Linked DNA regions of Homo sapiens: all the other regions are linked to region 4. A link is a loop called in an ENCODE intact Hi-C map of the cell type or tissue named here. Cell type or tissue: GM12878. All regions are shown on one strand. Region 1 has its middle 16 kb from the start of LINC01732. Region 2 has its middle 32 kb from the start of ZNF648. Region 3 overlaps LOC107985232 (a long non-coding RNA gene). Region 4 has its middle 120 kb from the start of ZNF648. Region 5 overlaps CACNA1E (calcium voltage-gated channel subunit alpha1 E). Region 6 overlaps CACNA1E (calcium voltage-gated channel subunit alpha1 E).

The links. A loop is a pair of places that touch in the nucleus more often than their neighbours do. Peaks named below come from ENCODE experiments on the same cell type or tissue, not always from the same donor. Only the 100,000 strongest peaks of a DNase experiment are listed, where the experiment ranks them.
Region 1: it touches region 4 in a loop (12-fold over the local background); 10 of 110 quality-filtered maps call a loop at or near these places.
Region 2: a loop joins it to region 4, with 4 times the contacts of the local background. A loop is called at or near these places in 2 of 110 quality-filtered maps.
Region 3: a loop joins it to region 4, with 7 times the contacts of the local background. A loop is called at or near these places in 3 of 110 quality-filtered maps.
Region 5: a loop joins it to region 4, with 4 times the contacts of the local background. A loop is called at or near these places in 8 of 110 quality-filtered maps.
Region 6: a loop joins it to region 4, with 6 times the contacts of the local background. A loop is called at or near these places in 2 of 110 quality-filtered maps.

The regions. Positions count from the first base shown.
Region 1 is chr1:181,188,017-181,192,016 of GRCh38, forward strand. No RefSeq gene overlaps it. Among named protein-coding and RNA genes, the nearest start is that of LINC01732, 16 kb to the left of the region's middle. In GM12878, CTCF peaks have their summits at 2,036 (motif pointing right) and 2,799; a DNase peak (open chromatin) is centred at 2,042.
Region 2 is chr1:182,027,678-182,031,677 of GRCh38, forward strand. No RefSeq gene overlaps it. Among named protein-coding and RNA genes, the nearest start is that of ZNF648, 32 kb to the right of the region's middle. RefSeq lists a silencer at 2,051-2,440. In GM12878, a CTCF peak has its summit at 2,412 (motif pointing left); a DNase peak (open chromatin) is centred at 2,054; H3K4me3 peaks cover 1,786 bases; H3K27ac peaks cover 1,395 bases.
Region 3 is chr1:181,428,731-181,432,730 of GRCh38, forward strand. It overlaps LOC107985232 (a long non-coding RNA gene), which reads left to right. Exons shown (of 3, transcript XR_001738319.2): 2 at 2,487-2,601; 3 at 3,186-3,659. It also overlaps a transcript of CACNA1E not described here. Among named protein-coding and RNA genes, the nearest start is that of CACNA1E, 53 kb to the right of the region's middle. RefSeq lists an enhancer at 1,572-1,851. In GM12878, no CTCF peak of the experiment used is centred here; a DNase peak (open chromatin) is centred at 1,701; H3K27ac peaks cover 3,355 bases.
Region 4 is chr1:181,934,999-181,938,998 of GRCh38, forward strand. No RefSeq gene overlaps it. Among named protein-coding and RNA genes, the nearest start is that of ZNF648, 120 kb to the right of the region's middle. In GM12878, a CTCF peak has its summit at 2,146 (motif pointing left); DNase peaks (open chromatin) are centred at 1,943 and 2,193; H3K27ac peaks cover 2,358 bases.
Region 5 is chr1:181,674,500-181,678,499 of GRCh38, forward strand. The region is part of intron 7 of CACNA1E (calcium voltage-gated channel subunit alpha1 E); the gene reads left to right. Among named protein-coding and RNA genes, the nearest start is that of CACNA1E, 190 kb to the left of the region's middle. In GM12878, a CTCF peak has its summit at 1,982 (motif pointing left); a DNase peak (open chromatin) is centred at 2,002.
Region 6 is chr1:181,502,529-181,506,528 of GRCh38, forward strand. All of the region lies in intron 1 of CACNA1E (calcium voltage-gated channel subunit alpha1 E), which reads left to right. Among named protein-coding and RNA genes, the nearest start is that of CACNA1E, 21 kb to the left of the region's middle. RefSeq lists enhancers at 2,197-2,316, 2,737-2,966. In GM12878, a CTCF peak has its summit at 1,958 (motif pointing left); DNase peaks (open chromatin) are centred at 1,986 and 2,473; H3K4me3 peaks cover 1,119 bases; H3K27ac peaks cover 3,285 bases.

The DNA of each region.
Region 1 (4,000 bases), 750 kb before region 4:
GGAGGACCACAGAGGAAACAGATATTGTGTGGCACCATGTGATGTAAGGGGGAAGAAAAGCCTGAGAAACAGAACAAACTGGGGAAAAAACACGGTGAAGCAGAAGTACACAGGCTGTGATGGTGTATGTGACCCTCTCTACTTAGAAGGAAGACAGTAAGAGAGGGGGAAGGGAGGAGGAGGAGGCTGCTAGGATCTGCATAGGACCCTGCATGTCAAAAAGGACTTTTGGGGCTGGGTGAGGTGGCTCACGCCTGTAATCCCAGCACTTTGGAAGGCTGAGGTGGGCAGATCACGAGGTCAAGAGATCGAGACCATCCTGGCCAACATGGCGAAACCCCGTTTCTACAAAAAATAAAAAATTTGCCTGGCGTGGTGGCATGCACCTGTAGTCCCAGCTACTTGAGAGGCTGAGGCAGGAGAATGGTGTGAACCCGGGAGGCGGAGGTTGCAGTGAGCTGAGATCGCGCCACTGCACTCCAGCCTGGCTACAGAGTGAGACTCCATCTCAAAATAAATAAATAAATAAATAAATAAATAAATAAATAAAAAAAATAAAAAGGACTTTGAGGAGATGTGTTAATCAAAGGAGCTGAAATCCCTCATTCGGGTCTGCCCTGCCAGGTGCTGGGCCCCTGCTCAGCTTGCCCCAATCCTCTCTCCTGAAGCAGGTGGTCTCGCTTTCCCCGCAGCTGCTACCCATGGTACCCAGTCAGTGAGGGAATGCTGTTTGGCTCGCTGCTCTGTTTCGGGGGTAGAGGTTGGGTCAGGGGTGCCTCTCTCCCTCACTCTGGGGTCAATTCTCATCCTGCCTTGAGATTCCAGGTCTGAACTCTGAAATGGGGGACAGCTTCATTCTTATGATACTGGGCCAATAGTCAGGGGCCTGGGTTCCACTGCTGTGGCTATCAGAATGGGGTCTGCAGGTGGATTTGTTCTTGTACAAGGAATAGCCCTGTACAAGTGGGCAGGTGGAGGTGTTCATGCGCACTCTGAATAGATGCTGGTGGCTGTTGGGATGTCCTAGGTCACTGTGAGGTTCTGTGATTGTGCTTTTGAAGTAGATCAAGTAGGATCCTAGTTAACTTTTGGCTTTTCCTTTGTCCTCCAAATGTCTTTGGGGATGGTAATGTCTGTTCTACTGGTTTCCTGAAGAGTGAGCTGCCTTCTAAATTTTATATAGTAAAATCCTTAAGATCATTTAAATTTCCCATATGGAACTTCGTATTTTTGGATCTCAACTGCATGCTCCTTTCTTTCCCCTCCAAACAAAAGTCTCCTGTTTGAGTTTTTAATGTCAGAACTTGAGGGGCTTACTCTTTAAGTAAGTGTATTTGTAATTTCTTGTATTCACCTGGTTACTAAAGCTATCACAGATCAGAAACTTGGAATACCATGGTTTTTGGTCTTCAAAATGCTTTCGTCAGCATTATTTCGTGCAAGCCTCACCTCCCCCACCTCCGGAAAGGAGGTTGGGTAGATTTTTTATTTTTATCATCATTTTTCCACAGATGGGAACATCGAGGCACAGATGGGCTGGGGCACACGTAGAGTCAGGGCATAGCTGGGATTAGAACCTGGAGTCTCCGCCAAATGCTATTCCCCAGAGACCTCAGCCAGGGAGCGAGGCGCTTCTCCAACGTCAGGGTGTAGAGTCCCGTCTTTGTCTTCTCATCAGCCCAGAGCTGTGGCGCTGTGGGTGTAATGCGCTTGGCACAGGGAAGCCAGGGATTCCAGGAGCAGGAACCTCAGACTCATGCCAGAGATTGTCCTACAGGAGGGGTCACCTGGGGCCGGGGATATCTAACCCACAGAGAGAAAAGGGCCCCTGCAGGCTCTGCGCACCGGCGCCCGTGCAGCCCTCCCCACGGATCACTGTTCCTGGACTGAATGAATTGCTCTATGACCTACAGACTAGCAGTCCCTTCGGTGTTACGCCCTTCCTTCCACCTTCTCTCCCTTTTGTCACCCCGGGTGCCCTCTGGGCCTCCAGGCTCTTGTAGGCCGCCTCCGCCGCCGATTCCGCAGATGGCCACTGGGTGGCGCCCGCGGCGTGCGGGCCGGGCCTTGGCGCTGACTGGGGCGGTGCGTCCAGCCTGCAGCTTCCCGGACCCCCAGCCCGCAGCGGGGCTGCTGGGGCCCCTTCCGCGAGCCTGGGGGCCTGGCGGAGCTGGACGAGGCTCAGGGTCACTTACAGAGAGACAGAGGTGGGTGGGTGGGGACGCTGGAGGTGGGACGGGGTGTGGGGAAGGGGAGGACGCTCGGAGCTCTGACAAGGCGGTGGTTCTTTTCCCCAGGGAAACCCTTTCGGGGTGGAACGGGCTGAACCGTTACCTTGGAAGAGCAGAGGAGAAAACGGTCTCTGCCCACAGAGTGATCTGGGGAGTGGAGGGTTGGGGGGCGGGGGTATCTTCCTTATCTGTTTAGCACATATAGCGCTTACTGCGTGCCAGGTACTTTACAAATGTTAACTCATTTAATTCTCAGGACAACCCCACAGACCCCGTTTTACAGCGGAGGACGCAGAGGCACAGGTTACCTAGTAAGTAGCAGAACCTGGACTCTACCCCAGGTAGCCCAGCTCTCCTGCTGCCTCCCCTCCCTCCTCATAGGGTGGGTAGGAGATGCGGGAGGGAGGCAGGTGTACACCCTCAGCGTTTATGGCCTCCTGCTTCATTCACTACCTCATTCATTCACTCAACAAATCTTGGTGCGGGGCTTCCTGCTGCCCAGGTGTGGTGCTTGCACTACCGTGGTTAGTGAAGCCAGCCACAGTCCTTGTCCTTGTGGACCTGGTGGGGGAGACAGAGATTACTCAACTAATCACACTAACCACGTTCTCCAGATGAGCGTTCTAGAGAAATGAACGCGCTCTCCCTCGCAGCCGCCTCTTCCTCTTGGTCCACTCTATCCCTCCCATCCCAGGCCCACTGGCTTACCTGGCCCAGATGTGTCTGCTGAGATTCTAGCTCAGAGCTGAAGGGTGGACGGTGACTTGACTTTGTTGCACAGCCCTTGGGGACTCCCAAGGCGGACCACATCCATTGTCTTTTTTGGTCTTGTCCAGGGCAAGCTGCTGTGAGTCTCTTGGGGAGGCAGACTTTTTAGAAGGAGTGGGTGGTTCAAATCAGAGAATGTTCTAGGGGAGACTGGAGGGAGTCTTTAGTTTCAAACTGGAATCTGAATCCAGGCTGTCACCTGCTTTGTAGTGTTTGCTGATTTCTGTGACCCATCTGTTGGTAGGTTTCAAGCCACCAGTGAGATACCACAGAGCAAACAGCTGGGAAGAGAGGCCCAGAAGTGACTCTCACCAGGCTGTGTGGTGCTCCCGCACTCCGCCGGCAGTGTCTCTCCCTAGTTGTATGACCTGAGGCAAGTGATTTCACCAATGTAACCTCACTTTCTTCACCTGTAAAATGGGCCAACACCACCTCTCCCAGGCTGTTCGTGTGAGGATTAAATGACTTAGTGTTGTCTCCCACTTAACTACAATTAATTACATTTAATCCTTAGAATGGCCTTACGCATTCTAATTATTTGATTTTATGTCAGTTTTTTCCAATGAACTGCGAACTCCTTGAAGGCAGGGACTATGTCACATTTATCTTTGTATCCCCAGTGTCTAGTACAGAGCTTGGCACATAGTAGGTACTCAATAAGTGTGTCCCTTTCAAACCCAAAGCTATAGTCCTGTGCGAGTGAAACATGTGGTCCACCCTTCAGCCTGGGCCTTCTCTGTGAGCCTGGGGAGGGTGGACCTGTGGACCCTTGCACGGATCCTTCCCAAGGAGCCTGCATGGCTGGTTGAGATTTCAGCTTTTCAAAGTCCTTCCTGGGAACCATGTGCCGTCTGAGGGCTGGCTGTTGGAGGATCACCCTGAGCACATCCCCTGGGCACCTGGAGCCCCCTGCCCTGGCTGTATATCTGTAGAGGACAGTTTAGGGGTGGGGTCTGTATCACAGACATGAGCAGGTCCCTGGCTCCTCCCAGCTTCTCAAA
Region 2 (4,000 bases), 93 kb after region 4:
GCCTGGCCTCCATGGTCTTTTGATAATGCTGGGGTGAGTCAATCTTTGATTCTATTTTACTGTGATAACATGATGTAGGATCAAATATTGACTCATATCAGAAAAGTGATTCCTTATCTTCTAGTCTTTTTAATATTCTGTGAATAGTATATATTTTTGTTAGAAAAATTACTGTACGCTACTATAGACTTCATAAACACTGTACACTTAGGTTTCACTATATTTATGAAAAAATATTTTTCTTTCATCAGTAACCTTAGCTTACCATAATGTTTTTACTTTATAAACTTGAAAAAAATGACTCTTTTATAATAAGTTTAAAACATAAATACATTGTACAGATACACAAAACTTTTTTTTCTTTATATCCTTATTCTATAAGCTTTTTATATCTTAACTTTTTAATTTTTAAACTTTTTTGTTAAAAACAGACACAAACACACACATTAGCCTAGGCTTACAGAGAGTCAGGATCATCAGTGTCACTGTCTTCCACCTCCACATCTTGTCCCATTGGAAGGTCTTCAGGGGCAATAACACACCCGGAGCTGTCATCTCCTATGATGACAATGCTCTTATGGAATACCTCCTGAAAGGCCTGCCTGAGGCTGACAGTTAACTTTTCTTATAAGTAGAAGGAATGCACTCTAAAATAATGATAAAAAGTATAATACAGTAAATATATGAACCAGTAACAGTCGTTTATTATCATTTTGAAGTATTATGTATTGCACATAATCATGTGTGCTACCTTTTTATATGACTGGCAGCATGGTAGGTTTGTTTACACCAGCATCACAACAAACATGTGAGTAATACATTGCGGTACAGTGTTACAATGGCTTTGTCGCTAGGTGATAAGAATTTTTCAGCTCCATTATAATCTTATGGGACTAATGTCATATATGTAGTCCATCGATGATCAAAATGTCATTATGGGGCACATGACTATAAATGTACCTCTTGAGGACTGGCCTTTCTGACAGCTTTTTTTTTTAGTTTTGAGGATCAAACCCTTGGGGCCATTGATTCATTGGATCATTCAGCAAATGATCAAATGGGTAATTTGCGGTACAATCTAAGCAAAGGAAAACCTGAAGATGTCCATTTCTTCAAGGAAGCTCTAATCTGGAACAGCAATAAATTCTCTACGCAAAAGAGAAACACTCAAGGCAGTAAGGTAACAGCTCTGAAAGTGCTAAAAATATGGAGGGGAGCGAGCGATAACTTGTATGGTCACCATTGACCTTGCTGATGCAGAAATAAATCATCTTTACTCTTCATTCTCTTGAATTCTCACCTACCCTGCCACCTCATCCAAAATTTGTTAATTCTATGTGCAAAACATCTTTCAAATCCACCCCTCTCTCTTCATCCTCACTGCCCCCATCCTAGTCCACATCAATGCCAGTCTTCTGATTTTCCTGTCCCTAGTCTGATCTTCTCCCAATGCACTCTGCAGAGTGACCTTTATGAAATGTAGATCTGATTATGCCACGTTCCCACTTTAAAAGCCTCTAGAGGTGTGAACCTCTAGAGTCTTCTAGAATCTGACTTCCATTCTCTGTCCAGCTTTATTTCTTGCTGGACTACTCTATGCTCCAGCCATATTGGTCAAAAATTGTTTTAGTTTCTGGAACCTATGGTGATCCTCTCACCGAGGCCTGCTATTTTCTCTTACTGGAACTCTGTCCCCTCCCCTGGGCACCCTCCCGCCTCTGGCCTAGCGAATTCCTTCCATCTTCCGGTCTCAGTTCCTCCAAGAAACCTTCTCACCTAACCCGTCCGGTCAGGGTACTTTCCTTACCTAACACCCACTCCCTCGTTTACTTCTCTTTGGCTGGACTGAAGTTGGGCAGGGCAGGGGCTAGTCTGCCTTCTTCTGGGCCCAACCCTCCCGGCCGGCACCACAGGCATTACAGGTACTCTGTGCACTCAGGCTGCGCAGACCCGCAGCTTCCTATCCTGTAGCTCACTTTCCTCTGAGGCGGGCTGGAGGCGGAGCTTGTCCGCTGGGGGTGGGGCTCAAAGCTGGGGCGGGGATACGGAGCAAAACTTAAGAGGAAGATGAGAAGCCTGGTTGGCCAGGAGGCTTATCTGTCAGGACAGGGGGCGGGGCCTGGGGGGCCGTACCTTTGCTTACCGCGAGTGGGCGGGGCAGGTTTTACCGCCGCGGCCCATCAGCGAAGATCGCTGAGCGGCGCCCGCCTTGCGGGCCTCCAGGACCCGGCCGCCGCCATCCGGTGGGAAGCCGGGTGGCCTGCGGGTGAGGGGGGCGAGGCGGACGGAGGGCACCACACCCCCCGGGGGGCGGGGCGGGCGGAGAGCACCCTACATCCGGGAGCCGGGGCGGCGCCTGGAGAGCGGAGCAGGCAGCGCTTTCTGCCCGCTGAGTGGGTCAGGCGCCGCCCCCTTGTGGTCTCGGCCTGCGGGCAGCCCTTTGGAGCGCGCGGGAACCGGACGCCCGCCCGAGGAGAGAGGATCCAGGAGACCACTCCGGGCGGGATCCGCGGAGCCTGGGGCCGGGCGGTTGGCCCACATTATAAGAGGGCCTGCGTTGCTTCTACCTCAAAGGCTTTAGGGTGTTTGTTAATTCCCCGCCCCCCAACCTGATGATGCTCCAGGTATTTACAGGCAGGTGCCCCATAGGCTGTTTACTGGGAAGCAGAATTGGTGGACTCCGTTCGGGGATATGAGGAAAGATCCATAAGCAGAGAGAATAAAGCCTTTGCACTTACATTTTACTTCTCTTATCCCTCACCTCTACCACCTTTCCCCTTGACCCCCAATGGGCTGCAGGTCACATCATCTTGTCCTTGATATATTCAGAAAATAGAAGCCCCTCAAACAACTTAGAAGCAGTCCCCGCATGTCACCAAATAATAGACCACAGCTGGCATGTGAATGCTACCAGTTAGAGATGTGTAGTAGTTTGTAATTTCCTCATGAATAGTTCAAACTAGAGATTTCTAAATTATTACTAAATTTTAGTATTAATCTAAATATTGTTAATAGATTTTTGTATTATTACTAAATGCATAATCTTTGGAGCAGAAGTTGTGGGAAAAGAAGATTTGGACAAATACCTGACAAGTTACCCGGTATTTTACTTTCTTTGAAGCAATTAAAGAGGTCTGTGTCTTGTCTTGAATAATTAATTTACTTAGGTTGCTGTTTAAAATGCTTTTAAATTTTCAAAACACATCTGTGAGGAGAGGTCTCCACATCTTCAGTTGAAAACTGGAAGAAGCAAAAGGAATAGAGTGTTTATCTTTGAAAAAAGCACACCTAACTAAAATAATAATAAAAAATATGCAGGTGGATAGAAACTCAACAGCTTTCTTCATAGGGTTTGAAACCATAACTGAAGGAAAGGCTATCTGCCATCTCCACTTTGTCTGCTTCTTCAGTCATCTCTCATTATTCAACTTACCTTCTAGTCAGGTCAAATTACAGTTTCTCCAGACTCATATTGCTTTCATATATCTCTTTGTCTTTGTACATAATACTCCTTTACCTTCCTAATGCTTATTTTACCTTCGAAATTCAGCCAATGTATCAACTCTCCTAGAAAGTTCCATTATCTTTCCTCCAAGTACAGGTCTTTCCACTGTACTACCATCGAGTTCTGGGATGCTTCTCCTTGGTGGCATTTTTTATACCGTGATATAATTCTCTCTTTACTTATTCCTGTATCAAGTTGTTAGGGCAATGCCTTTATCTCAATATTCTGTAAATGTAGCATGGACGGATTGATGATGGACAGACAGGTGGGCGAGGGAATAGCTACAAGGATGGACATATACGTGGGAGAAAAGGGACGGACAAATGTATAAATAGATGTTTTAAGGTTGGGTAGGTGAGTGGATGGAACTAAAGCTTGGAGAGTAAATCTTGATGAAGACTTGTTGGGAAACAAGAAGATCTTGATATGATGAACTCAAGGAGGTTGATGGAAAGGGGTGGGGGATAGTTGAGGATCGGTCATTGAAACCATTAT
Region 3 (4,000 bases), 510 kb before region 4:
CCTTTGATGGGGAGGACTGACCCCAGGAAGACTGATTGCGTATCAATATTACTCTAACCCATGGCCCTCTTTCATAACATGCACACTCCTGGAAAGGATATCATTAAATCTGGCATTGGTGCATGGCCAGGCTCACATAGGGTTGCTCAAGAAATGTTGCTGTAAAGGAGGCCGGGTGCGGTGGCTCATGCCTGTAATCCCAGCACTTTGGGAGGTTGAAGTGGGTGGATCATTTGAGGTCAGGAGTTCAAGACCAGCCTGGCCAATATGGTGAAACCCCATCTCTACTAAAAATATAAAAATTAGCTGGGCATGGTGGCACACGCCTGTAATCCCAGCTATTTGGGAGGCTGAGGCAAGAGAATCGCTTGAACCTGGGAAGCAGAGGTTACAGTCAACCGAGATCACAACACTGCACTCCAACCTGGGCAACAGAGTGAGATTCCATCTTAAAAAAAACAAAAAAGAATTGTTTCTGTAAAGGAAACTACCTATAGGAAGCTGCGTGACCTTGGCCAGGCCTCTTCACCTCTCTGGGCCCTTTTTAATGTGGATTAGAGGTGGTCCTTATTTTGGTTTGCTCCATACTGGGCAGCCAGAACCATCTAGAACACCAGCCAGGACTTGCTCCCCAAGGGTGCTCCTCTGTTGCGGTGCCTGCCTCTCTGCCCAATCTCTCTCCACACAGTGGAGGCTCTGAGTCTTTCCTACTTTGAGCCCTCATCTCCACCAGCATCTATGCGTAGCTCTGCTGTCTCAGGCGCCTCTCAAGAAGTTTCAGGCAGCAGAGTTGGTGGAAGCTGAAAAGTCATTTGAATTAGTTTGCCTGGGTCTATTGCTCAGGAGCCTGGGCACATCTCTTAACCTTTCTGGGGCTGAGGACACCAGCATTCAGGGTTGTGTGTGAGGTGCTTAGTATGATTATTACTCATGTTTGTTATTAGGCTCTGTCCTGCTTCCCCCAGGCTGTGGCCGGGAAGACAGAACAGCCATTTACACAGTAAGCTGCCCAATGACCCTGCCTTTCCCATTCCCAGTCTGCTTTTAAAAAATATGGGTGTCTAGACCCCAACCCTCAAAGATTCAGATCAGTTCATCTTAGGTGAAGTTTTAACAGGAAGATGTATATAGATGTATATATTTTACAAGCTCTTCAGGTGATTGATTAGTTTAAGAACCATTGATTGAGACCCATGGCAACTGGGCGGGCAGGTACCTTGTGCTCATGGGGCCTGCCCAGCCAGACACAGCCTTTTTCAGGAGCAAATCCCCCTATCTCCCTTTTGGGACACAGCAGACTGTCTGAGATCATCTGATGACCTCTACATACTCTTTTCTGGGACTAAGCTGCCTTTCTGGATCAGTTAGAAGGCAACTGGAACATCTCTGAAAGGTTCTGGATCTCTGTGCACATACAGTAAGGGGACAGAGCTCATTCTGTGACAGTCTTACCAATGCACCACAATGTAGCAGTCTCTCGTTGTAAGGCATCACCCGGAGTTCTTCGTTTCATGACCAAAAAAATTAAGGAGTGTGGACAAAGGGTGAGGTTAGAACGAAAGTTTAATAAGCAAAAGAAGAAAGTCCTCTGCCACAGAGGGGACCCGAAAGAGGGTTGCCTTTTTACAGTTGAATTCAAAAGCTTTTATAAGAAACTCCCCTCATCTCTGTAGCTGTTTGTGTAATTCCCCTTATCTGTGCAGCTGCGGGCATGTCCTTAGGCAAGCACAAAGCACAGCTTCTCTTGTTCGGGTTACTGTGGTTATGTTTTGGGTAGGTCCCCCACCTCCCTGTGCAAGTTCCCATGGAGCCCACTGTGTACATGCCCGAAAAGAGGAGGAAACCTTTCTGTGGGAGCCCACTGATTACACCAAGAACAAAGGCTGCTATGTTGGGCCTTACTTGCTTGTCTGTGCAGCTGCAGCCTGAGTTTTCCCCAGGCTGCTCTATTTGTGCCTGTAGCTTGATTTTTCAGGCTGTCTTTCATTTTGAAAGAATTTTACCAAAGACAAGCTTTAGCTGTCTGCCCAACTAGTTTTTCCTTTTCTCCTCCCTCAACTGGATCATAACTTATGACTCTGAGGCTGAGTCCTGGGATAGTTGGATGTAGAGGGGGCATTATCTGGATTTGAACCCAGTAATTCTTAGCTGTCTGATATTACATAAGTTACTTAGCCTTCCTGAACCTCACTTTCACCATCTATAGGACAATATGTGCTTTGCAATAATAACATTAGATTTCTAGAAACACACACACATGCATAACACCAGGAACAAATTTTCCTATAACTTATTTTATTGATTTCTTTTACATATATGAAATAGAAAAATGATATTCCAAAGAATTATACCTCTCAATTTTTTTTAGGAAAAATGTTTAAAAAATAAAAAAAAAAGAATTCAAATTGTGCAAGTAAAACAAAAGGTAAATTGGAGCTCTGCTTTAAAGTAAATTTCAATAGAAGATTGTTGTTGTTTTCTTTAAGTAAGAAGCTGAAATTGCGGAGTGAGTTTTGATGTGGCAGTGTGTATGCTGTCTTGGTTATCCAGCTGTTTTGACTCGGTTTTGATGGCAACATATACTGACCATGAAACTCAGAGGTAAGTAATTTCACCATTTTGAAGACACCCACAGCTCTTGACATTTTCAAAGGGTGGTTCCCAAAATAGGAGTTCTTTTGAGATGGCATTGGTATATTCCAGGGTGATGGATGCCAGAGATTGGCTGGGTGGCTTGATCTGGGTTGCAGACAGTTAAAAGTTAAAGAAAAGTAGGGTAGCTTCTACTTCCTTCATGACCTGGTCCAGGATATTAACAGACATGCCAGTGGACCTGGGTGCTTGATGTTACTTAACACAGGTATCATTTCCACTTTTTCCCTCTGCTCCAAGCCACAGGGAAACTCAGCCATTTCCAGGGCCCTTGGTTTCAGGAAGGTCTCTGCAGTTGCATGGAGCCTGCTTTGCCTGGCATTCTGCAGGATTCTTTAGTACAAGGATTTTGACTGGGTCAAATCAGAGATTTGGGCAAATTCCTGCATTTTAAAATAGTCTTCTCCTAAAACCCTTTCATTCTATGTGATGGACAGATAAGAGATACAGGGCTCCTGTATCAGAAATTTTATTTGACTTTTGGAGTAGAGTGACCTGAAGAACAAATTGCAGTTTTATTTTTCTCATTACAGCAAGTCAGGAGGAGGCAGCCTGGGCCTGGTGGGGCACTTCTCTGATGTCAACAGGGTCTGCCCACCCTGCCATCTTTAGTGTGGCTTCCTGCATCGCCGATCGACCAAGTGGCAGACCTGAGGGCAAAAGGAAGCCTGATATTGGAGTCAGCCCCCTTTGGAAGAACTTTCCCTACAGCCCACCTAGTAACTTCTGATGATACCTCCTTGGCCTGATTTAATTCAGTGCACCAAAAATATTATCATTTCAACACAAAACCAATGCAAACAAAGAATATGCCCCTAAATGAAATGGTGGGATCTAGTTTAATTTTTATCAAGAGACCTTCCTGAAGCCAAGGGCCCTGGAAATGGCTGAGTTTCCCTGTGGCTTGGAGCAGAGGGAAAAAGTGGAAATGATACCTGTGTTAAGTAACATCAAGCACCCAGGTCCACTGGCATGTCTGTTAATAAAAAAATTTTTTAATGTTTTCATTCATGTATCGTTTCAACTGAATCACATGTACCCTAAAACTTAAAGTATAATAAAAATAAATAAATAAAATAAAATAACAAAAAAATGTTTTCACAAAGACAGTTTTCAAAGTAACAAAGGACATTGAGAAAAAAAATCCTTTGGTTGTTCCAAGTGTACAGAACATCAGATAAAAATAACATCAATTTTCCACAGAGAAACCAAATATGTCATTTAAATGCTTCCAGAATTAAACATTTGATGTGTATGTTGGGTGAGGAGGCAACAGGATTGGATAGGGTGGTGGGAAGTCTGAGTTTTGGTCTCCCCTCTCTCACTAACTAGCTGTGTGGCTTTCACT
Region 4 (4,000 bases):
TGAATAAGACGAAGATGTGGACCAGGCGACAATATGGTGGGGTGACTATGTAACTGATTGATTAGCCATAAGCTGTGGTTTATGTCCTTTGCTCAGGGGTTCTGCCCTAACTGATTTCTGTCCCAAATCAGTATTTTAAACCATGAATTGGATGATGACATTTTTATCAAGTTTCCATGTCAGAACCCCAAAAAGGCTAATATTTGGAAAAGGCAGCCTTCTAAATGATCTCGACGTGTATGAAATAATGGATTGACTCTAACAACCTAAGCTTACTAGTAACAAATATGAATTCCTTTGCATGGGGTATGTCGCCCTGTCATCACCAGGCCAGCTTTACCTGTGGCTACAAGTTCCTTAGACTCTGGACAAAGGTAACTACCTGCAGTACTGAGACGAGCCTTGCTTCTTCTAAGTGTCCCCCCACTTTTCTCCTCCACCCCACAATATACTTAATCAACACAAACTCCACTGGCAGATTCAGCACAAGCTATGAATTTTTGTCTTACTGCACCCTCTCTTTCTCTACCCCAATACCAATAGGATTTGACATTTTTTCCTTTGGGTTCCCACTGTACCCAAGTGATGTCTCCAAACTAGCTATAGCACTCCAAGGCCATTTCCCCCTTTAATTAGTGAGGAAGTATAATGGGGTAGTTAAATAGCTGCTGGAACCAGACTCACTGGGTTCAAATCCTGGCTCTACCATTTATTGACTGTGAGATGGTGGGAAAGTCCCTTAAATGCTCTGTGCCTCAGTCTCCCCATCTAGAGAGAAGAGGTGATAATACTTCCTACCTCACTGGGAGGAAAAGAGGATTAAATAAGTTGATGTTAATAACTAGCACAAGGAAAGTATAAACAGTTATACGTATATACCTGTCTCTCTTAATAGTCACTGACCACCTTATGAATTGTATCTCCATATCACAGCAATTAACATTTTGGAACATAGCAAATCCAAGAGCACTGACTTACAACCCTTCAGTAGCTCTCTACCACCCCTAAGACAAAGACCAACTTCCACAGCCTGCCTAGATTTCCTTGAGACCTGGCAGGAGCTGGCCTCTCAAGCCTACACTCTCCCCCAACACTCTTCAGATGCTACACTGAAGCCCTGAAAAATATCCCAGCCACTAACCTTCTCCAGACCTTTGTTCTGAGGCCTTCTCCACCCTCTGAATGTTGATGTTCTAGCCAGAGCCAATTTCACGGCTAGACAGCTGGCACAGAGCAGCAGAACCCAGAAAAATAGTGACGGCTCATGGTTCACCAGTGGCTTACTCTTTGTGAGGATGTCACCATGGACCAGAACATGTGTCACCTCCACACCACCCTCAGGCTGCCTGTGTGAGCATCTCAGCATGCACCAGAACATGTATCACTCACATACTGCCAACAGGCTCTCTGTGTGAGCGCCTCAACATGGACCAGGGTGTCACCTCCGCACCACCATCAGGTTCTCTCTGTGTCTTTCCATGAACCAGGACATGTGTCACCCCCACACTGCCATCAGGCTGAGTGCCTCACCATGGACCAGAGTGTGTGTCACTCCTCCACCACCATCAGGCTCTCCCATCATTTGAGTGGCTTCTTGCAGAGCCTATTAGCACCTGAAGGGAGCCCTCATCTCTCTGAGCCCTTGGTCTCTCAGGACAGCTTTTTCCTCATGTGCACTGCCCTCTTCAATGCAGATATTCTCGGGGAGTCCAGTTAATTTTTTACTCTTGTAAAATTAACTCAGTATTAGCCAGATCTGGGAATATTAGCTGAGAACATCTTGGTTTCTTCATGACCTTTACATATAACTAATGTTTTGTGGTCAGGGCCTCTGTCATCTCCACATTTGACTTTCTCAGATTCCTAATCTGAGTCATGAACTTGGAAGGTACTTTCAAACCTCACTGTTGATTTTGACAACCTGAAAGCCCACAACTGGGGGTGAAGGGGAAAACACCCACTGGACTGAGAAGAAACGTGCTTATGTTGCCCTCTCTGAAAACCTTTAATCACTATTAAAAAAAAAAAAAAAAAAAAAGCAAAAACAGTGTCCTGTGTAAGTTCAGCTCTCTGGGGCATGTGGACCTCCACAAGCTAGGGGCCATTTCCTGATGCAGAGCCTCCGGTTGCCTGTGACTGGAACCGCAGTGCCATCCAATGGCAATCTTGTGTAATGCAGTAGCTCCTCCATCTTTCTGCACCTGTAGTTTTCCTAGTGCTCCTGAACAGGAAGCCTCACAAGTCCTGTGGTATAAAAACCTGTTTTCTGTTCCTGTGTTGGTTTGCTTAGGATAACGGCCTCCAGCTCCTTCTGTGTTGCTACAAAGGACATGATCTTGTGTCCTTGAGGGTGGAAGGTGGGAGGAGGCAAAGGATCAAAAACTATCGGGTACTATGCTTATTACCTGGGTGACAAAATAACCTGTAAACCAGCACCCCCTGCCGCCGTGATATGCAACTTGCCCATATAACAAACCTGCACACGTACCTCTGAACTTAAAAGTTAAAAAAAGGAAACCTGTTTTCTCAATGTCATTTGAGTATGCAGCCTTTTTCTTTCTTTTTGTTTAATGTCTACGAACCTTTTGAAGGCTTAATGCTTTATAGAGTTTGAGCAGCAGTTCGCAAAGTGTGGTCCAGGGAGTCCCAAGAACCTTTTAGGGATTTTGCAAAGTCAGAATTATTTTTATAGTAATACTAAGACATATTCCGCCTTTGGCTTCTTATTCCCTTATAAGGGTACACTGGAGTCTTCCCAGGGCTATGTGACCTACACTGTCCTCAGAGGCAGATATGAGACTCAAACAGAGGCAGATATGAGAATGGAGCTGCCTTCTATTAAGCAAGATATTATAAAGATTTGCAAAATTTAAAAAACGTCATTTATTACTTTTTTGGAAAATACAGTTATTTTATTGAAATACGTTATTATGTGTATGTAATAATTGGTTTTGTTGTTGTTGTTTTGTTTTTTTGGTTTTTTTTGAGACGGAGTCTCGCTCTGTCGCCAAGGCTGGAGGGCAGTGGTGCGATCTCGGCTCGCTGCAAGCTCCGCCTCCCGGGTTCACACCATTCTCCTGCCTCAGCCTCCGGAGTAGCTGGGACTACATGCACCCACCACCATGCCCAGCTAATTTTTTGTACTTTTAGTAGAGACGAGGTTTCACCGTGTTAGCCAGGATGGTCTCGCCCTCCTGACCTCGTGATCCGCCCGCCTAGGCCTCCCAAAGTGCTGGGATTACAGGCGTGATCCACCGCGCCCGGCCAAGAATTGTTATTTTTAATGAACATTTTTAAAATTTCTAATTTTGAATATGGTTAAGTATTGAGAGACGTTACCCCCCCCCCCCCCACATAGACTAAAGCTCTTTAGAGTCCTGGATATTCATTTTAAGAGTGTAAAAGGGTATTGAGACTAAAAAACTTAATAACCGAAAACTTAAAAACTTAAGTTTCAGAGGCTTAGTTGGACTGTCCAACTATGTACTCTCATCATTTCTGTATCGAATGGGACACATGGGTGGCACAGAACCTCACTGGCATAGTAAACAAGGGGATGTGGATATATTTTTTCTAGGGAGAAGGCTTAGCTTTCCTCTAGTTTTCAAAGCTCTGTATGACACTGTCCAACCCCATAAAGGTTAGGAGCCACTTAAAAGCGAGCATGACAGCCAAGGGGCTAGAAGGCTTGACACTCATCCCCTCTCTGACACCGACTACTCTGTGACAGATACGAGTCACCTAATCTTTGCTTTATGAGAGGAAAGGGGTAGAGGATCTGTCTGGTGTTTCTCTACTGTCAAAATATAGAAAAATCAGATAAATGTCCATTTTAATTACTTTATAGTTAAAGGAACAATCTTTTAAGTTGTGTTTTATACGATGCCTTGTCCATAAAAGAACTGAAGGTAGTTTGATTCTTCCCTAGCTAGTGTGAAAAATGTGATCTACAGCCTGGGGTAACCAAAGGAGAGTAAATTGAAAAGGACTTATTGCTTTT
Region 5 (4,000 bases), 260 kb before region 4:
TAAATTAAAAATACTGGATCTCAGTAGCCAGAGGGTCATTCTGTCTTAGAGCCCCTGGACACAGTCCCCCTAATATGGACCAGGCCTCATCTGAATGTTCCATGCCCCCTCAGCTGCGAATTCCCATGTTTTCTGGGCCAGTTATCTGACCTCTTCCTGCGAGGGCAGTGCAGCAGGGGTGTGGGCTCTCAGGGGGACAGAGGGACTCTGCCACAGGCTTGACCTGACCATCTCTCTCAAGTCTCTCTCTACACCCCAGCACAGAGAGAGCAGAGGTCTGCAGAGTGCCACCCCTCTAGCAGCTCTGTGGACCAAACAAGCATTTCACCTGCAGGTGCCAGCTCAGCGTGCCAGGGCATGAGTGTCCCCCAGGTGGCAGGGTGACTGCCTTTCTTAGGTGGCTTATGTTCAGTGTGGAAGTTCAGGCTCTCTCATTCCTGTTTCGATTCCTTTTCCCTCTCTGTCTCACCTGGTCTTTGATAGCAAAGGTTAGTGTTATAATTAAACAATCAATTTAGCAAATTTTCTTTGGGGATTTCCTTTCCTTTTGTTTTGCCAACTGTAATTCCTCCAGTCTCCAGAGAGATCCCCTGTGAAGTGCATCTGAGGTGTTTTCACTTTCCCTCATCCACAGTTGTTGTTGTTTTCAGGGACTAACAAATGACAAATAAGACACAGCATGTTCGTGGTTTATATAAGCAGGAAGGAATATATCTGCTTCTCTCTGCAGGAAGAGAGGAGGAGGAAAAGAGGAGGAGGCACAGCTGATGGCTGCTACCCAAGGCCTTGCTCCGAAACATCATGGGTGACTGGGAGTCTAAGAATATTAATTGGAGACAGTGGGAACAGGGGTAATTTCACGTACCCAGTAGGGACATGCTGTGCTAAGAGCGTGTGAGAAAATAGCGTGTGAGAAAAAATTTACCTGATGGTGCTGCTATAGGTCTTATTTTCTTCCATGTTTTGTTTCTTATGCAAAACGTATATGTGTTAAGAGAAGGGGATGGGGAAGGAGAGTTCATGGAGGAGAGAAGAGGAGGAGAAATAAACTTTGAAAATTCTAGTTGCCATGACAACATAATGAGCTCCAAAAGTGGCATCTCTGAACCAGTTTTGCATGGGAAGGCAGAGAAGCTCAAAAGGGAAAGAATTAAAATAATAAAAATAATAAAACAGTGATCATGAAGCAAAGGATACATCTGAAGAGGCTGTGAGCCCTTCTTGTCACCCTCTGTGTGTTGGGAGTGTCAAAGCTGCTTGCTCCTGGCTGACCTGGGCAGAGCCTGCGGGATTGCCGTCAGGGGTTGGAATGCCTTTGCAGCCTCCCGGGCTCTGGACAATGCGCAGCTAAGGGATTTTGACAAAAAAGACCTCATGCATTGTGTGTGAAGTGCATTGTGCTTGAGAACCCATTGCAAGCCAGGCTGTCTTCCTGCTCCGTTTCTCCTCCCTTTCCTCCCTCCCACCCGCCCTTTCTTATAGCTCAGCTTTACTCTTTTCAATGAATTTCACTGTAGCCCAAGCGACAGTGTGTGCTGTGTCACTCTTACCACCATGGTATAGAATGTAAAATCCCCATTATTGGGCACTCGTTAGAACTATAAGGCTCTTCTCCCCAGCAAAGTGTCCCAGAGCTGTGCGAGGCTTATACAAAAGAAGGAAGCATTGAGAAGTGCAGAATGTGAAAGCCAAGAAGGATTTGTAGGTAATGATGTTTTTGCCCACCATACTCAAATTGGAAATGCACCCACAGCATCTTAGAATTATTTATTATTAAAAGTGTATTTTAATGAAGATATCCCTTGGTATCCCTTGTCCTGGTTCAAGTCGTGTTCATGTTTTCCTCATTATAATGGCCAGGACGTTGCACTACATATGTTTCCATAATATAATCGGTGTTTAACAGCATCTGAGCCAATCCATCAGTTAAGGCACTTGTTCTGAGAACTGGTTGAATGTGGGGATCCTGCTGCCCCCTTGTGCTTGTTTGATATTGTTGCCCACGAGACTATCTAGGGTGTACATTATGATGTCTCTACCACCAAGCTCTGTGTCTGGCACACAGTAATTAATATATGTTGAATGAATGAGTGCTTAGTTCCAGCTGAAGCATGAAGCCCTCCTTAGTATATATGTGCTCCGGCTAGACTCCAACGAATAGCTGTTTGGCAATACATGTCAAGTTGAGTGGATGATGTATAAGTGAACTAATATCCCCTATGGAGGACAGCAATTCTCAGTGAAATAAGCAAATCATTGTGTGAGTTCTGTGTATCAGCAAAGATTAAATCTATTAAGTTTTTAGCTTCTTTCAGATGTTAACCACTTAAGTAGTTAATATTTGCATAATGCTTCCTATAGTTTAGAACCATTAGTCAGTGAGGGGAACCTCCTTTTCTCTGTTATATTTCTTGGTGGAAGAACTTCCTCCAGAAAACACTTTTTAGGCCTTTGTCATCATCCTTTGCTCATTCCTCCTGAACTGTAATAGATGGATTTAGAAGAACTGGCTGTGCTCCTCTCAGCTTCTTCCTCCTCTTTAGAACTGGCCGGCCCTCCAGGAACGTATCTTCTCTACTCCCTTTTGCTTGTAGCTTCTGGGACAGTGCCCTGTAATAGGGTAGGACTGGGCTTCTGTGGTTGTTCCTATGACTGGATGGTTCAAAATTCTGGGGTATACACTCAGGATAGATCTAGAAGATAGATGATAGATCTAAAGTCATGTTCTCCAACTTGCTTTATCAGAAATGAAACTGATTATTTTTTGTCTTTATTTATCTAACTCCAGTATGTCCCGTGTCTCAGCTGGTTTCATAATCAGGAGGGGAATAAAAGGAAAATTGTATACTGATCCCCACAGCACTGCTATACATGATTAGAAAGTCTTTTCCCCCTTTAAACATGTAATTTTAAATGATACAATACAATCTCAGATGTGATTTTTGTCACCTTCAAGACATCCAGCAATTCTAGCACCTTAGATATTTATATCGCAGGTCAGTTGGAAAAGAGTAGTCACAAAACACAAATTATGTTCATAGTACACTTGGCTAGTGTGCAATTTCCTGATCACCAAACACAGGAGAATTCAAAAGAAGTATGAAACCTGGTCCTTTGTCTTGGGGGCTTATTTCCTCCCACAGAAAGCTGAAACCTGCCACATCTTTTCATATGGGTGATCCCTGAAATAGGCATTCTGGGCTGGAGATACCACTGTGGTTTCTATCATGTAAGAGCAGTTTTGTAGAAGAGGTGAGATTTGAACAGGGCTTTGAAAGGTAGCTGGAACTTATATAAGCCCAGGGGTGTCATAGAGTGGGTTTTGGGGGAGAAGTTTTAGGAATAACAGGATGATCCCCAACTTTGAGGCAGGCCCTAATTTATTTGTGGGATAAAAACGATATTGAATATGAGAGTGGTGGGAACATCATTGGTTTAGTTAGGTCTGGTTAGATCATGGAGGACCTCACAGCAGAGGGAATTAAGGCAGGAGAGTTACTGTGGGTGCTGGATGGAGGGGGCAGGATGACCATGCGGGACATAGTATTTGGGGAAGATTAGCTTGCAGGCCTGTTCTGTGGATGAGGACACTTGCTTGTCTGGGTTCTCTGCTGCCTCTTCAACTTTAATCTTCTAGGAACTCTGAGTGGCCCCAGCATGAGGGCTCTAGTGGTGCCCCTCTGCCAGCCACTCTGAACTGTGGCAGACTTGCCCAGCACAGAAGTTAGGATAGGCTGTCTCTAAAAGAGGACTGAGAGAGTGTTTATTCTACCCAGACCATGGCTTTGAGATTGGATATCAGGATGCATGTTATTTTTTTAAAAGAGCTTTTTTGTTGTTATCTTCTAGATAAATGAGAAATCAGAAACAAAGTCACCATTCACCTGAAAAGGCACCACTGTCTGGGAGCAGTAGCAATGGGCTATATATAATAACAATAATGATAATAAAACAGGTACTGTTTATAAAGTGTTAACCGCCTGTTAGAACTTTTCTTATT
Region 6 (4,000 bases), 430 kb before region 4:
GGGCAGGGTGGAGCGGCTTGCTGAGAGGCATTAGAAAGCCCTCTTGGCTCTCCATCTTTTTACCTCATACTGACTTCTACTTTATGCCATGATCTGGAGAAAATGTGAAACATCCCTCCAGGAAGGGAGCTGGACTGGCCAGGGCTGTTTTTGCTTGCTTGTTCTTTTTTTGTTTTGTTTTGTTTTTTGAGACAGAGTCTCACCCTGTCCCCCAGGCTGGAGTGCAGTGGTATGATCTCGGCTCACCACAACCTCCATCTCCTGGGTTCAAGCTATTCTCCTGCCTCAGCCTCCTAAGTAGCTGGGATTACAGGTGCCCACCACCATGTCTGGCTAATTTTTGTATTAATTGCAGAGACAGTGTTTCACCATGTTGGCCAGGCTGGTCTTGAACTCTTGACCTCAAGTGATTCACTCGCCTCGGCCTCCCAAAGTGCTGGGATTGCAGGCGTGAGCCACTGTGCCTGGCCAGGCCAGGCCTGTTTGAACAGGGCTGGTTTGAATTTTCCTTTTGTGTAGACAGGTTAGGAAGCAGAGATTTCTGTAAGAATGTCTGCTTCTAGGAAGGTGAGGAAGACCATGAGGGATGCAGACACACTGTTGAAGTGATGGTCATAACTATTGCTATGTCTGGGTTTTAGGCACAAGGTCTTATGTCTTCGGCATTACTCGTCCCTCCAGGACAGATGTATCTTTCTCAGTCGGCTCAGACGAGGGTCATATGATCTCACCAGCATGATCTCACTGCATTTCCATCAGGGTCTGTGGGAACTGGAGCCAGACTTCTGTGATGGTTCAACCCCTCCTGTTCTTAGCCCTGGCCTGGGGTGTGATTAATATCCCTTCTAATCACTGGGAGAGATTGCATCAGAGCCATCAGCTTCATAAATCCTCCTCTGGGGACTGGTGTTTGGATGCGCTTTCCATATTCTCAGGAGGTTCTGGGCCAAATGTCTTTGCTCTTTTCCTGGAGGCCCATTACCATAATTTTCTTTTAAATCCTTTATTGGAGTTGGTCTCCTCTGTGTCAGTCCATGGCTACAGCCAGCCAGCCCACTCCTGAGGGCTGGAGGCTGTAACCACCAACAGATGCTTTCCCCAAAGTATTGAGCCACAGTAGATGCTGAAAGATTGAGTTAGTAGGATACTGAAAGTAACTGTATTTGTGCAACACTTTACAGTTTTCAGAGGGAGTTCAGATTCCGGTATCATTTTAGGCTTCAGTCCTTTTGTATTTCTTGTTTGGTTCTGTGGGAATGGATGGTCATAACCCTTCATTGACTCTTGAGTACTGTGTTGGGACAGCTTTTGCAGTCGGAGGCCTGGCTCTGGTTTCCTTTACCAAGCTACATTTTTTCCATTGCATTCCAGGTCTTGAAGAAGATTCTGAAGTTACACGGAAGGCTTGGATAGCTGTATTTCATTCCTGTTCATATGTAAAATGTCTATTTGGTGTCATGCTAATAGGGAATCACAGACTAGTTAAGGCTCTTTCTCTGTTACTGTCTTTGAGTCAAAGTCCACTTATTAGGATGATATTTATGTGCACATGAAGAAGAGGTGGAAAGACATGCATGAAGGTGTCCATGCCATCCTCTGAGGCTGTTACATCTCTTGGATTTAGACATCCAAAAACATGAGACTGAAGGGAGAAAAGGAGACAGGTCTTCCTGTAGGGTCTGGGGTGAGGGGTGGAAATGGGTAAAGGAGGCTGAGGAATGCCTCCCCTCAGACTGTGGACTCTTCTATACCCCCCCAGGAGTTTCCAGGAAGTGCCTGAGTGCCCACCGACTGCTCCCCACAAAAGCATATTCTGCATTAGGCTGAAGTTGGGAGAGTGCACAGCATTCTATCTGCCTGCCTGTCAGAGCATGGCCTTCTTAGTGTTCGGATGTCATAGGCTCTGGGAGGAGACAGCTAAGTACAGAGGTCTTCAGGATGAGCCCCCTGGTGGTGATAGAGATGCATGTTTGCCTGGGGACACCCAATATTTACTGCCTGAGGCCTAAGTCCTTCCCAAGCATGTACCTACAGATCTGTACCTGAGAGGTGATGATGAGGAGGCTTTTCAGGCTCAGGCAGATGAAGAGCTCAGCTCCAGGCCAGGCCCCCAGGGCTCCGGTGACAGCAGAACCAGCATCACCACCCTTGCCCCAGCTTTCTGTGCTTCAAGAAGGAAATGAACAAATGGCAGGTGTGCAGGCCACGTCGTGCTGCTCAAATTAGCCATGTTGCTAAGGAAACAAGTCAACCATTCAAAGGAAGGAGCATTGGGTAAAGGAGATAAATCAATAAGTGAACCTATTTTTATCATTTCCCTAATGATTGTCTTGAAACTGCTAGACTAGAAAGAGAGTTGGAGCAACACAGGTCCTCATTAATGGGCTCAGAGGGAACGAGGAGTGAAGGGGTGTTTGAGGAGATTGCCAGTAAAGTTTATGAAATGAGGCCTCTAGTGAGCAGTGAGCTGGTACAGGAGGGAAGGCAGGAAGGAAGATGTCTTTTGCAAGTTTCAAAGTGGTTTCATGGTCATTTCCTCATTTTGGCCAGGTCCCTTCATTCTCTTGCATTTAATCCTCTCCGAAGTCTTTTTCTGATTTCTCTGGCCATCGCATTCCTCCTCACTCTCAGGTTGGGATGGGTTTTTGTGTTGATTTGTTCTTTTCAGGATACATATAGCTTTAATTGATTTTGTAGTGATAAATGAACACATGCTCATTTGAACACTCAGAAAATGGTTAGAGGAGTAAAGAAGAAAGTGAAAATAACCCTGCTACCGAGAGAAGACTCATCATCCTTCCAGCAAGACAGAATTTTTTCTTGTTCTCTCCCTTCTCTTTTTTTTTGTTTTTGTTTTTTTTGAGACGGAGTCTTGCTGTGTTGCCCAGGCTGGAATGCAGTCGCACGATCTCAGCTCACTGCAAGCTCTGCCTCCCAGGTTCACGCCATTCTCCTGCCTCAGCCTCCTGAGTAGCTGGGACTACAGGTGCGTGCCACCATGCCTGGCTAACATTTTGTATTTTTTTTAGTAGAGATGGGGTTTCACCGTGTTAGCCAGGATGATCTTGATCTCCTGACCTCGTGATCTGCCCACCTCGGCTTCTGAAAGTGCTGGGATTACAGGCGTGAGCCACCGCACCTGGCCTTCTCTTTTTTTTTTTAAACATGAAAGGGATCTTCCATGTATGCTGGTTTATTTTCTTTTTTAAATAGGTCATGTGTGTCTACAGTGGACAGTATAAAAAGTTCAAATGGGTATACAGTGTGGAGAGTGTGGGTACCTTTTGTAAGGATACCTCTGGCTCTAGTTTCCCTGTATGATTCATTTATCAATTGAATATTAATTTATTAATAAAATAACAGTTACCGGGGCCCCACTGTGTGCCAAGTACAGTGGTGAGTGAGGCAGGCAAGGTCCTGCCCTGGGGCTCCCAGTCCTTACTGCCCCATCATCTCCATTTGTTCAAGATTTCAAAACACAAGCAATCTGGATACCAGGGATAGATATTCTTCCCTAAAATATGCACAGTGTCAGGCACAGAGTGTAATGAGTGTCACTGAATTCTAGAACAGAGAGTCAGAGTCCTGGACAGACTTCCATCTTGTCCCTGATTGTGGTTGCCATGAAGGGTGATGGTCTTTGAGGCCGTGGCGACTCGGAGCTCCCTTTGACCTTTCTAAGTCATGTCTTTGTCCAGTCTGCCAGGTTGAGGGGCACTAGCTTGACTGGTGGGTGGGTGTTATTTGCCGTCTAGGCTCTTCACTTTGGGGATGTAGCAGAGCCATTGCTTTGGGGTGTGAAGTTTTGCTGTCGGGAAGAAATGGGAGTGGTGCCTCGGAGGCAGCCTGCAAGGGTGGGAGTGAGCAGGAGCCATGGCTCAGGCCAGAGTGGGTGAGCAAAGCCCTGTCTTTGTAATGGCTCCTTAGTGAATGCCTCATGTTCATTCTTACCTGCATTGAACATTGACTAAGCTCCTACTATATACCATGGGCTCTGCTA